2 separate regions of the Homo sapiens genome follow, and region 1 is linked to region 2. Evidence: read pairs that join two places in POLR2A ChIA-PET (ENCODE). Cell type or tissue: MCF 10A. All regions are shown on one strand. Each heading gives the region's core, and the rest is flanking DNA. Links, peaks and the distances in the headings are about the cores only. Region 1 has its middle 35 kb from the start of SULT1C4. Region 2 overlaps GCC2 (GRIP and coiled-coil domain containing 2).

Region 1 (5,393 bases), core at 193-5,192, 79 kb before region 2:
ATCGTGCCACTGCACTCCAGCCTGGGTGACAGAGCGAGGTTCCATCTCAAAAAAAAAAAAAAAGGCAAATGTGCTTGGGACATCATCTGTAACCAATGAAACCTAGCAATGATAATGGACATGATTATTATAATTACTGTAAATCTTTTCATAAAGTCTGTGTGAGGATTGATACTGCCCAAACCATGTCCTGTTCCTCAAAGCTTTGTGTTCCGTCTGCTTTTGAGTTATCTGGGCCCTCAGTGACTTGTGTGGCTTTCATGGGAGTAGAAACTTTGCTCTCAGCCTCCTCTTCTGCAGCGCTGGGATCTGGCTCCACTTCCTCTAGTGTCCATACACATCTGTGTTCTCCCCACCCCTTTCATACAGCCCCAGCTGAGTTTTTAAATCTTCAACCTACTACTTTAAAAGTTTGATTTTCCATCCTATCATTGGTGAGGCCAACAGCGTCTGTTCTATCAGTGAATACTCCTTCCCTTTTCCTTCATTCCCAGTGCTCTGGTTTTGGCACCATGAAGAGAACCTAAGTTTTTAAACTGCACCTTCCAATGTCATTCTAAGTGGCTGTGAACCATGGCAGTAGAAAGTATGCCTATACCTGAGGGCTGCTAGCTCACCTCTTCATTCTGACTGTCTTCATGGCAGGTACAATGCCGACACATGGTTGTGTGCTAGACCTCACTCATCACTAAGATGCTCAAAATCAACAAATCGCTACCATGGTCCAGTTCTTCTGTTACATACAGGTTCCCACGCTGCTGCAAATCTCACTGAATTCCGCTTGTCTACCTAATAGTTTCTAAGACTTTATCTGATACAGTTGGCCCTCCATATCCATGTGTTCCACATGCATGAATTCATCCAACCACAGATTGAAAATATTTGGGAAAAAATGGATGGTTGCTTCTGTACTGAACATGCACAAACTTTGTTTCTTGACACTATTACCTAAACGAGACAGTATAATAAGTATTTACATAGCATTTATACTGTACTAGGTATTATTTATAATTATAGAGTTGATTTAAAGTTATACAGGAGGTGGGGCTAGAAGCAGCGGTTCACACCTATAACCCTAGCGCTTTGGGAGGCTTAGGAAGGTGAATTGCTTGAGGCCAGGAGTTTGAGACCAACCTGGGCAACACAGCAAAACCTATCTCCACAAAAAAAAATTTTTAAATAAGCCCGGTGTAGTGGTACATGCCTGTAGTCTTAGCTACTTGGAAGGCTAAGGCAGGAGGATTCCTTAAGTCCAGGAGTTCAAATCTGCAGTGAGCTGTGAATGCCACTGCACTCCAGCCTGGACAACAGAGGGAGACTCTGTCTCTTAAAAAATACATAAATATAATAAAAGTATTTTTTAAAAATAAAGTATATGGGAGGATTTCAATAAGTTATATATAAATACTGCACCATTTTGTATAATGAACTTGAGCATTCATGGATTTTGGTATTCACAGGGAGTTCCTGGAACCAAACCCCCATAGATAATGGGGGACAACTATATATCTGAACATTGTAATTAAATATTTGTGCCTTGCAAACATAATGGTGATTATAAAGTAATTACTTTTCAGAGACACATATTTGGGTCTAATGTATAACATCTGATACAGCTTTATATAGTTCCTCAAATAAGTAAATTTCTAATTGGAGTTTGGTGATACTTTTTCTTCGTAAAATATATCATACTACAGCCCTAAATACAAGATAAAGATGTGAACTGAGTAGGCTATAAAGTTCCTTTCAGTTGTAACCTTTCTGTGATTCTAAACATAGGTACATTTTATGAATAATTTTTTAAATTCACCTTTTTTGCTAAAAATTATAAACAAGTCTTATTTATTTTGCAAAATAATTGAGCATCATCTAATCTATATTGGATGTGCTTTAATAATTTGGTAAAAATACAGCCAGGCATGGTGGCTCACGCCTGTAATCTCAGCACTTTGGGAGGCCGAGGCGGGCAGATCACAAGGTCAGGAGTTCGAGGTCAGGAGTTTGAGACCAGCCTGGCCAGCATGGTGAAACCCCGTCTCTACTAAAAATACAAAAAAAAATTAGCTGAGCATGGTGGCACATGCCTGTAGTCCCAGCTACTCAAGAGGCTGAGACAGGAGAATCGCTTGAACCCGGGAGGTAGAGGTTGGAGTGAGCCGAGATCACGCCACTGCACTCCAGCCTGGGTGATAGAGTGAGACTCTGTCTCAAAACAAAAATTGGTAAAAATACAATCATATGGTGACAAAATGAGCTAATTATTAATGTACACTAGTAAGTTAAGATACCATAAACAAGAAAAATAAGAGTGCTTTACTAAATTCTACATACTCTGAATTTTATGTCTAAAAATATTTAATTATTTTATTATTAATAGTGAATGCAGCTTACAAATTATTATTAAAGTAAAATTGGTGTTTGATGAGTACAACGGTAATATATCAATAGTTACTATATCCGTAATGTTCTTTTCCACCTCTGGTGCAATGTGAGCTCTTTGGAACATGGCCTTATCAGCTGCTGATTCTGGGACTCACTTGGCCCTGTGAGCATCCCTTTGGACTCTGGCCAATCAGCCTGAGGGAACTTTTGTTCTCAGTGGGCATTAGATATACGGAAAAAGAAAAAAAAAGACAGCCATCTTACCACAACTATTCTGAAAATTCAGTTGACTCACTTTTTAAAGTACAAAGACTATGATGTTGTTTTGTAATTGGGCTGAAGGGTAGAGTAAAGATGTTCTCAAAGATACCTGCAGGATATTTACAAAATTTTTTCCACAGTAAATCTTGTATGGGATGATTCATTCCTTCATGTATGCAGAAGTGGTCACTCACAAGGAAGAACTTCCCAGAGAGTAGAGTCAGGGATCATGGAAAACAGTGGATTAAAAAAGTCCTTCTCAGGCAGCAGCATTGGGTCTAATTGTGGAACTGTGCCCAATGTCAGGGCAGACAGGACTCCTCAGGCATTCCCTGCAGGGTGTCACCAAGTGCTGGATCAATGACTGCTGTGTGATTCTCATTCTTTCCTTTTCTCAGTGGAAGTACCCTATACCTACTATATCACTGTGTAATGTGTGGCTAGAATACAAAAACCTTGTCCTTTTGATTCAGAAGTTGGCCACACCCTGCCCTGTTGGAAAAATGACTGCAGTTCATCCTGAGATGCTCAACTTGAAGTGGCAGCCAGTAACAAGATGGGACTTTTGGGCTCTCGCCCATGGGGAGGGTGTCTTCTCTAAGTGGGAAGAAGGGGGAAATGGATATTTGGTATCCAGAAGGGTGAATTTGACTCAGATGGCTAGTTAACCACCACACCCATCTTCTCTCCTTCCTGGGCCCTCAGCAAGACAATATTCCTCAGTCTCAGACACAGTTGGATTTTTGCAACCCAAAAGAATATGAGTGACTCCCTTACTTGGCCCATAAAAACTTTCTCACAAAATCCTCCACCCCCTCTTCTCACATCTGCTGACTGGATGTCAACATCCAGGGCAAACAAGGAAACCAGGGGGGAGAAGATAGCAATAAACAGCTAGAAAATAGTAGCACTGAAATTCAAACTCAAATTTCACATTTGATAGATGGTCTTTAAACTAATTGCCTAATTAGCATATCTACTTGGATGCCTAATAGACAACTCGAATTTGTCCAAATATGTCCAAAACATAGGTTGTAAATATCCTACCTGATCTTCACCCCTAGCCTTCTTCCACCTTGATTAACAGTCCCACTATTCAGAAGTTACTCTGGCCTAAAACCTAAGAGTCTTCTTTAATCCCTCTCTTTCCCTCATGCCCACATAAGTGCAACAGAAAATCCAAGTTGTTCCTCAAAACTGGCACTAATTTCAAATGTTATCCTAAATCCGATCACGGTTCATCACCTCCTTTACAACCCCCTCACCCACAGCACTATCACCTCTGAACCACTACAAGGCCTCCTAAGAGCTTCCACTCCCCCACATCTGCTCCAATAGCCTCTTTACACAAAAAAGTCAGAATGACCTTCTTGATGCATAATTCAGATCATGTTTCCCCTGCTTAAAACCAACCAATGTCTTCCCATTTTGCAAACAACACAGCCCAAACTCAGCACAACCTTCAAAGCCCCCAGGGACTGGCCAAGCCCTCTTCAACTGCACCTTCTACTACATGACCTCAGTATGTTTGAGGAAAAGCAAGAAGGCGGAGGTGATTAGAGAATGGGAAGTGACTACTACCCACTAGTCATGACTCTCTAATCAACTTGGCCTTCTTGCTGTTTCTCAAACATGCCAAGATCATTGCCATCTATGTCAGTCAGGAATGCAACAGGACAATTCAACAAGGGATTGTTTACAAAGATGTGAGCAGCAAAACCAATAAGGAATGGTTAGTCTCCCAGGGCTAGCAACAGTGGAAAGCCATTTTAATTGCTAGAACTAAAAACAATTAATATTGTTCATTTATGTGCTTATAGCCTGTGTCTACAACTAATTCAACAAGTGAGAATTTCTCTGTCTTAATTACAATTGCATCTTTCCCCCTTCCCTGACCAGTGCCTAGCATAATGCTTAGTGAGTGGTAGATGCTCTGTAAATGTAGACCAGGCTGAAAGAACCGCTACACAATAGCTTCTTCTATCTTAGGCTCTTCTAGCCCAATCCAAATCTATTCAACAGTCAATTGTAGGATGTCCTTCTCAGTCCCTAAGCCAATGGGAAATATCCACTCTACTGGTGCCTTCTCTGACTGTGTCCTGGTCTTTAATTGGTGCTAATGTGCGTGTGTGTGTATATATATATATAAAATATATAATTATATATAATATATATAATTTTTATGTAAATTATATATAATTTATTATATATAATTTTATATTTATAATATTTTTATATACATATTTTATATATCTTTATAATTATATATTACATATATAATATTATATAATATATATAATATATATAATATATATTATATATTATATAATATATATTATATATATTATATATAATATATATAATATATATAATATATATAATATATATAATATATAATATATATTATATAATATATATTATATATAATATATATTATATATAATATATATTATATATAATATATAATATATATAATATATATAACATATAATAATATATTATACATAATTTATATATAATTTTTATATAATTATATATATTTATATATTTTTATATAATTATATATATTTATATATTTTTATATAATTATATATATTTATATATTTTTATATAATTATATATATAATTTTTATATAAATATATATAATTTTATATAATTTTATATAATTATAAAATATATAATTATATATAATTTTATATAATTATAAAATATATAATTTTATATAAACATATATTATAATTTATATATT
Region 2 (5,393 bases), core at 335-5,334:
CTCCATCTCAAAAAAAAAAAAATAGTGTGAGGTTTTTTTCTTTAACTGACATAGTCCTGTAACATAAATAGGCTATTTTGATGCCCCTTTTTGAATATGAAATTCTAAATTTTAGAGAAATTTTTTGTAAATCTGTAGTGCCTAAGATTTTAAATCTGGCTATAATATCTTTTTATTATGTTTAATCCTAGTCTTGAATTCTTCTATTATATTTCCTTTAGAATCATCCAAGAGTATGGCATTGAAAGGTTAAATGGTTAAACTATATTTAAAACCACAAAATCAAATTCACCTTTTTCAAAAAATTTTAAAACTGTGTATTTCTGTTTTAGGGAACATCTGGAAATGCTGATTGACCAGCTAAAAATCAAATTACAAGATAGCCAAAATAACTTACAGATTAATGTATCTGAACTTCAAACATTGCAGTCTGAACATGATACACTGCTAGAAAGGCACAACAAGATGCTGCAGGAAACTGTGTCCAAAGAGGCGGAACTCCGGGAAAAGTAAGACTGTTAGCAGCACTAACGCTGTACCAGACAGCAATGTATTTCTTTGTTGAAACTTCTAATATGTTGATCCTTGAGATAAATGCAGATTAGAAAATAAAAAATAGACATTTCTAAAGGCTTGGAAACTTTGCTTTATCTACCTTAGAGCTTCGCCTTTTACATTGCTTTTGTATTTTGCATTTTTAAGAACAATTAATGTCTATCTGCTCATCCAGTATTCTGTGTCTCCTACAGCCTTCTTGGCTAGGATGTTTCTCTAAAAAAACAAACAAAAACATACTACTTTCCAACCCAAGTATCAAATCATAAGCATTTTTTTTTCTAGAAGAAAACACCCAAATAGTTGCTAACTGAAAAAGAATATGCAAGTTATCTTTGCAATTCTGTCTTCAATTTGTCATATTTTGTTCACTGTAATACTTTAAATAGACATTAGAAGTATTGGCAAAATAAATAGATTATTGTGAACAAGAAGTTTTCAACTCCTGTGATAAAGAAATTGGGTAGTAGGAGTATTAGGCTGAGGAAAAGAATTCTTCATTGAGCATCTTTTATCAAGGGTGTTGATAATTTTATCACAGATTTGCTTATATAATATATACCTAATCTTATGCTAATCTGAAAAATGAAAGCAGGTTTAGCTTTTTGTGGCTTCTGTCTGTTAACAGTGTAATTTGCATGTTAATCATGTAAACCAAAAGTTTCAGGGAAGATGTACCAGTTTTCTAACTGCCTATCACCAGGGTTTACCATGAGATTATCTTATATATAGTGATGTTTGCTTGATATTCTCCAACACTTATTCTTTTGGAAAGTTATTGCAAATTACATTGCTAACACAAATAAAGTACTGTTGATTCCTCTAAAGTAATTCAGTCTTTCAGTAAGTGTTTTTTGAGCACCTACTATGTGCCAGTCACTTTTCATAGCATTTTGAGGTATCTTTAGGAGTCTTTCCTCTTCTTCAGAAATATTAAAAACTAATGGTATTGTTACTGTCTGCCCAAGTATGAAGAAATAGCCTTCTCTTTATGTAGTCTCCACTTTTAAAAAATGTTTTAATATTCATACTTTATCTATAGCAGATTGTGAAAATGGTTCCAGAGGAATGTGATAATTAGGCTAATTAATATCTGTATTACGCAGAGACTACAGTTAATATAAACACCTCTGTAACAACTGAGACAGAACAGTGAACTTCCATCAGCACAATCATTCTGATTCCAGATGGGGGGTTTAAGCGTTTAGCTTTCAAATTGGTAAATTCATAAATGTCAGTGATACTGCCTGAGAATAGACACTTTACCCACCTCTAATTTTTATCCTGCTTAGACTATTTTTGTAACCTCCGATGGTTCTTCCTTTGCTTTCTGGGTAGATATTGTTTGAAAAAAATGCTTGCAGAGAAATTTGTATACACTAGTATTTTCTAGATTCATTAATCAGTATGAACTTAGTAATTAAGATTTCTTTTCTGAAACATGGTATTTTATTGCATTTCTCCTTTCAGCCACTAAACCCTGTTTGAAACCTTGTATGGTGCGCATGTGTGTAGCAGGTAGAAAAAATATCTTGGAAAAGTACAGACTAAACTGTTAACAACGTTTATCTACCTGTGGAATTGGGATTTTATCCTGCCAGGCATGAGAGTAATTAATAAGGGGCTTTTACTTTTTTCTCTGACGGCTTTTGTATTTTTTAAATTTTTATGAGAGAATTCTGTGGATCCCCTGTATAAAAGGAAATTTATTTATTTATTTATTTATTTTTTTTACCAAAGCCAAACATATAAAACATGAAAACTACAGGTAAACCATTAAAAGTGATGGTTCCCAAATTGTAGGCCCACTGGTTAGTTTCAGGCTGAGTACATAAAAATCACATTGAAAACTACTAAAAGTAGGAAATTCCTGGAACCACTACTGAGATCCTGATTCAGTGGGTGTAACATGAAAATTAGAGGTCTCTATTTTCAACAAGGTATTCCAGTGATTCTCATGTGCAGTGAGATTTGAAACAGCTATAGTAAACCAAGTCTGTGTTTGTTGTGGTTTATGTTAATCAACTCAAAAATGGATACTTTCCTCTAAAGTTTTCTGAGTAAATCAGAAGAGTGTGGGGTTTTTTTTTTTTTTAATGTTTTCAGGGTAGTAGATAAAAGGGAGATTAATCTTACATTCATGTGAGTTACCACATATGATGATGTGAAGAAGTGGACTAATTAAAAGTATAATTATTTTATGCTTTAAATATAATCCTATTTTCTGATGAACCATGAAAGAAGTTCCTAGTCTGGACAACACAACACAGTTTCTTAACTGGGGTTCTTCATCTGAAATGTGTAACACAGATTATTTGAACTAGATGACAGCCAGTGTCAGTTCTCATCAAGTTATTTCACAATGAGTACAGTGCAGGTATGTAGGAGAGAAGTTGATTCATACATTCAGTAGAGGTCTTAGAGCTAATTCTCTTGCAGAACCCAGTTGAGAAAGGCTAAGTCAGCATATAAAGTTGAAAGATCTTCTGTAACTAAGTTTCTCATCTTTCAGATTGTGTTCAATACAGTCAGAGAACATGATGATGAAATCTGAACATACACAGACTGTGAGTCAGCTAACATCCCAGAACGAGGTCCTTCGAAATAGCTTCCGAGATCAAGTGCGACATTTGCAGGAAGAACACAGAAAGACAGTGGAGACATTACAGCAGCAGCTCTCCAAGATGGAAGCACAGCTCTTCCAGCTTAAGAATGAACCGACCACAAGAAGTATGTATGTACACATGGAAATATTAGTTGTTCATGTTTTCATGCATTTGTCTCTTAAATACATTCTTCACAAATTCATAAGAAAGAAAATTTACTAGGTGTCACCAGTGTCAAATCTGTGATTAATGAATTTTGGATTTGCTTACTAGAAAGATAATTGAACCATCTGAATCCTTCCCTCTTCATTATACTTACAGAAGTCTGTATAACCTCTGAGAATGCTGACTTTGATGTATTCCTTACCCTCAATGGAAAGGAGTATTTCTTTTTCTCTGACTTAAACATCCTCTGTCAGTCTCGTGACATGTCTTTTTTTTGAGACGGAGTCTCGCTGTGTCGCCCAGGCTGGAGTGCAGTGGCGCGATCTCGGCTCACTGCAAGCTCCACCTCCCGAGTTCAGGCCATTTTCCTGCCTCAGCCTTCCGAGCAGCTGGGACTACAGGTGCCTGCCACCAGGCCGGCTAATTTTTTGTATTTTTAGTAGAGACGCAGTTTCACCGTGTTAGCCAGGATAGTCTCGATCTCCTGACCTCGTGATCCACCCGCCTCGGCCTCCCAAAATGCTGGGATTACAGGCATGAGCCACTGCGCCTGGCCGACACATGTCTTAATTCTAGTATTCACCAGATTTCTTTCATGTTCTCCGTTGTTAGACATCAAATTTGTCTACTTTTTAAATAGAAACATTAGATAGAGCAAGGAACTTAGAAACACTCAAGCGGCACTGAATGTGTTAGAACTGCATAACCAATATAGCTTCTTTGCTTTCACATTTACAATTAGTTGGAGTTTTAGTTCAGCCACACCCAGTATCTTCCATTCTGCTTCCAGGAAGACATGGAAAAATGTCAGCCATGATGATGCAGTATTTTAGTAGCAAGTTGATGGTGTTTTGGTTTCCCATGGGAAATATTGTCACTGGAGCATTAGCCGCTATCGGTCACTTATTAGGGTAAAAAAGCAACTTCAGAAGAATTTAACATATGCCAAAGAATCAACAAAGGAAGTAATCAGCCAGGGCAAAGGTCGCACAAGAGATTGTAATCTAGCAATCAGCAGTGGAATAAGCAGTCAGCTTACCAGAAACCCAGGAAAAAGCTTCAAAAAGGGCAGTCAGGACTAAGGCAACTTAATGAAATGCAAAATAAATGAAATCTGAAGTTTAAAAATCTAGATTACAATTCTGGTTTCTAACTCAGTTATGAGACCTTGGGCAAAGTCATTAAATTTCTCTGAACTTCAGATTTTTGGGAGTCAATAAACCAATACATGTCAAAGGGCCTGGTAAACTTTACAGTTTAGACCAGGCGTGGTGTCTCACCCCTGCAATCTCAGCACTTTGGGAGCCAAGGCAGGTGGATCACATGAGGCCAGGAGTTTGAGACCAGTCTGAACAACATGGTGAAATCCCATCTCTATTAAAAGTACAAAAATTATCTGGGTGGGATAGCATGCACCTGGAAGTCCCAGCTACTTGTGGGGCTGAGGTGGGAGGATGGCCTGAGCCTGGGAGGCAGAGGTTGCTGTGAGCCAAGATCGTGCCACTACACTCCAACCTGTGTGACAGAGTGAGACCCTGTCTCAGAAAAAAAAAAAACACTATACAGTTTATCAGCAAACAGGAAAGTCTTGCTAGACAATGTAATTGATTAGTTCCGTGCCCTGGATTCTGGGCTCTTACTGTATGAGCACTGTAGGTGTGAGCAGCAACAATTAAGAAGCTGCAGAGGTAAAGGTATAAGGGCAGTGATTGAGGATGTCTGCCAAGCAGATTTCAACAAGTGTGTTTCAAGAAGTATGCAGCAATCTGAAATACCTAATCCTGAAAAATTGCTAGAATCTAGTCTTTTAATTTTGGCCAGTATTTAGCAGTAGTTTGGCCCTCTACTCTAAATTAATAAAAAATAAGTAGTACTATATTATGAGCTGTGTTATCTAACAGTTTATCTTAGCTAGTAGCAATTAATTTATAGCTTCTATTAAAATGAGTAACGTATTTAAAAGTTTGATTACTAAGTTTTTGTTTGTTTGTTTTGTTTTTGAGCTGGAGTCTCACTCTGTCGCCAGGCTGGAGTGCAGTGGTGTGATCTTGGCTCACTGCAACCTCC

The links. Peaks named below come from ENCODE experiments on the same cell type or tissue, not always from the same donor. Only the 100,000 strongest peaks of a DNase experiment are listed, where the experiment ranks them.
Region 1: POLR2A ChIA-PET joins it to region 2 with 5 read pairs; 1 of 35 experiments calls an interaction of 5 or more read pairs at or near these places.

Annotation. Positions count from the first base shown.
Region 1 is chr2:108,410,497-108,415,889 of GRCh38, forward strand. No RefSeq gene overlaps it. Among named protein-coding and RNA genes, the nearest start is that of SULT1C4, 35 kb to the left of the region's middle. In MCF 10A, for the core only: no CTCF peak of the experiment used is centred there; a DNase peak (open chromatin) is centred at 2,585.
Region 2 is chr2:108,489,506-108,494,898 of GRCh38, forward strand. It overlaps GCC2 (GRIP and coiled-coil domain containing 2), which reads left to right. Exons shown (of 23, transcript NM_181453.4): 18 at 333-509; 19 at 3,068-3,285. Among named protein-coding and RNA genes, the nearest start is that of GCC2-AS1, 42 kb to the right of the region's middle. In MCF 10A, for the core only: no CTCF peak of the experiment used is centred there; a DNase peak (open chromatin) is centred at 3,086.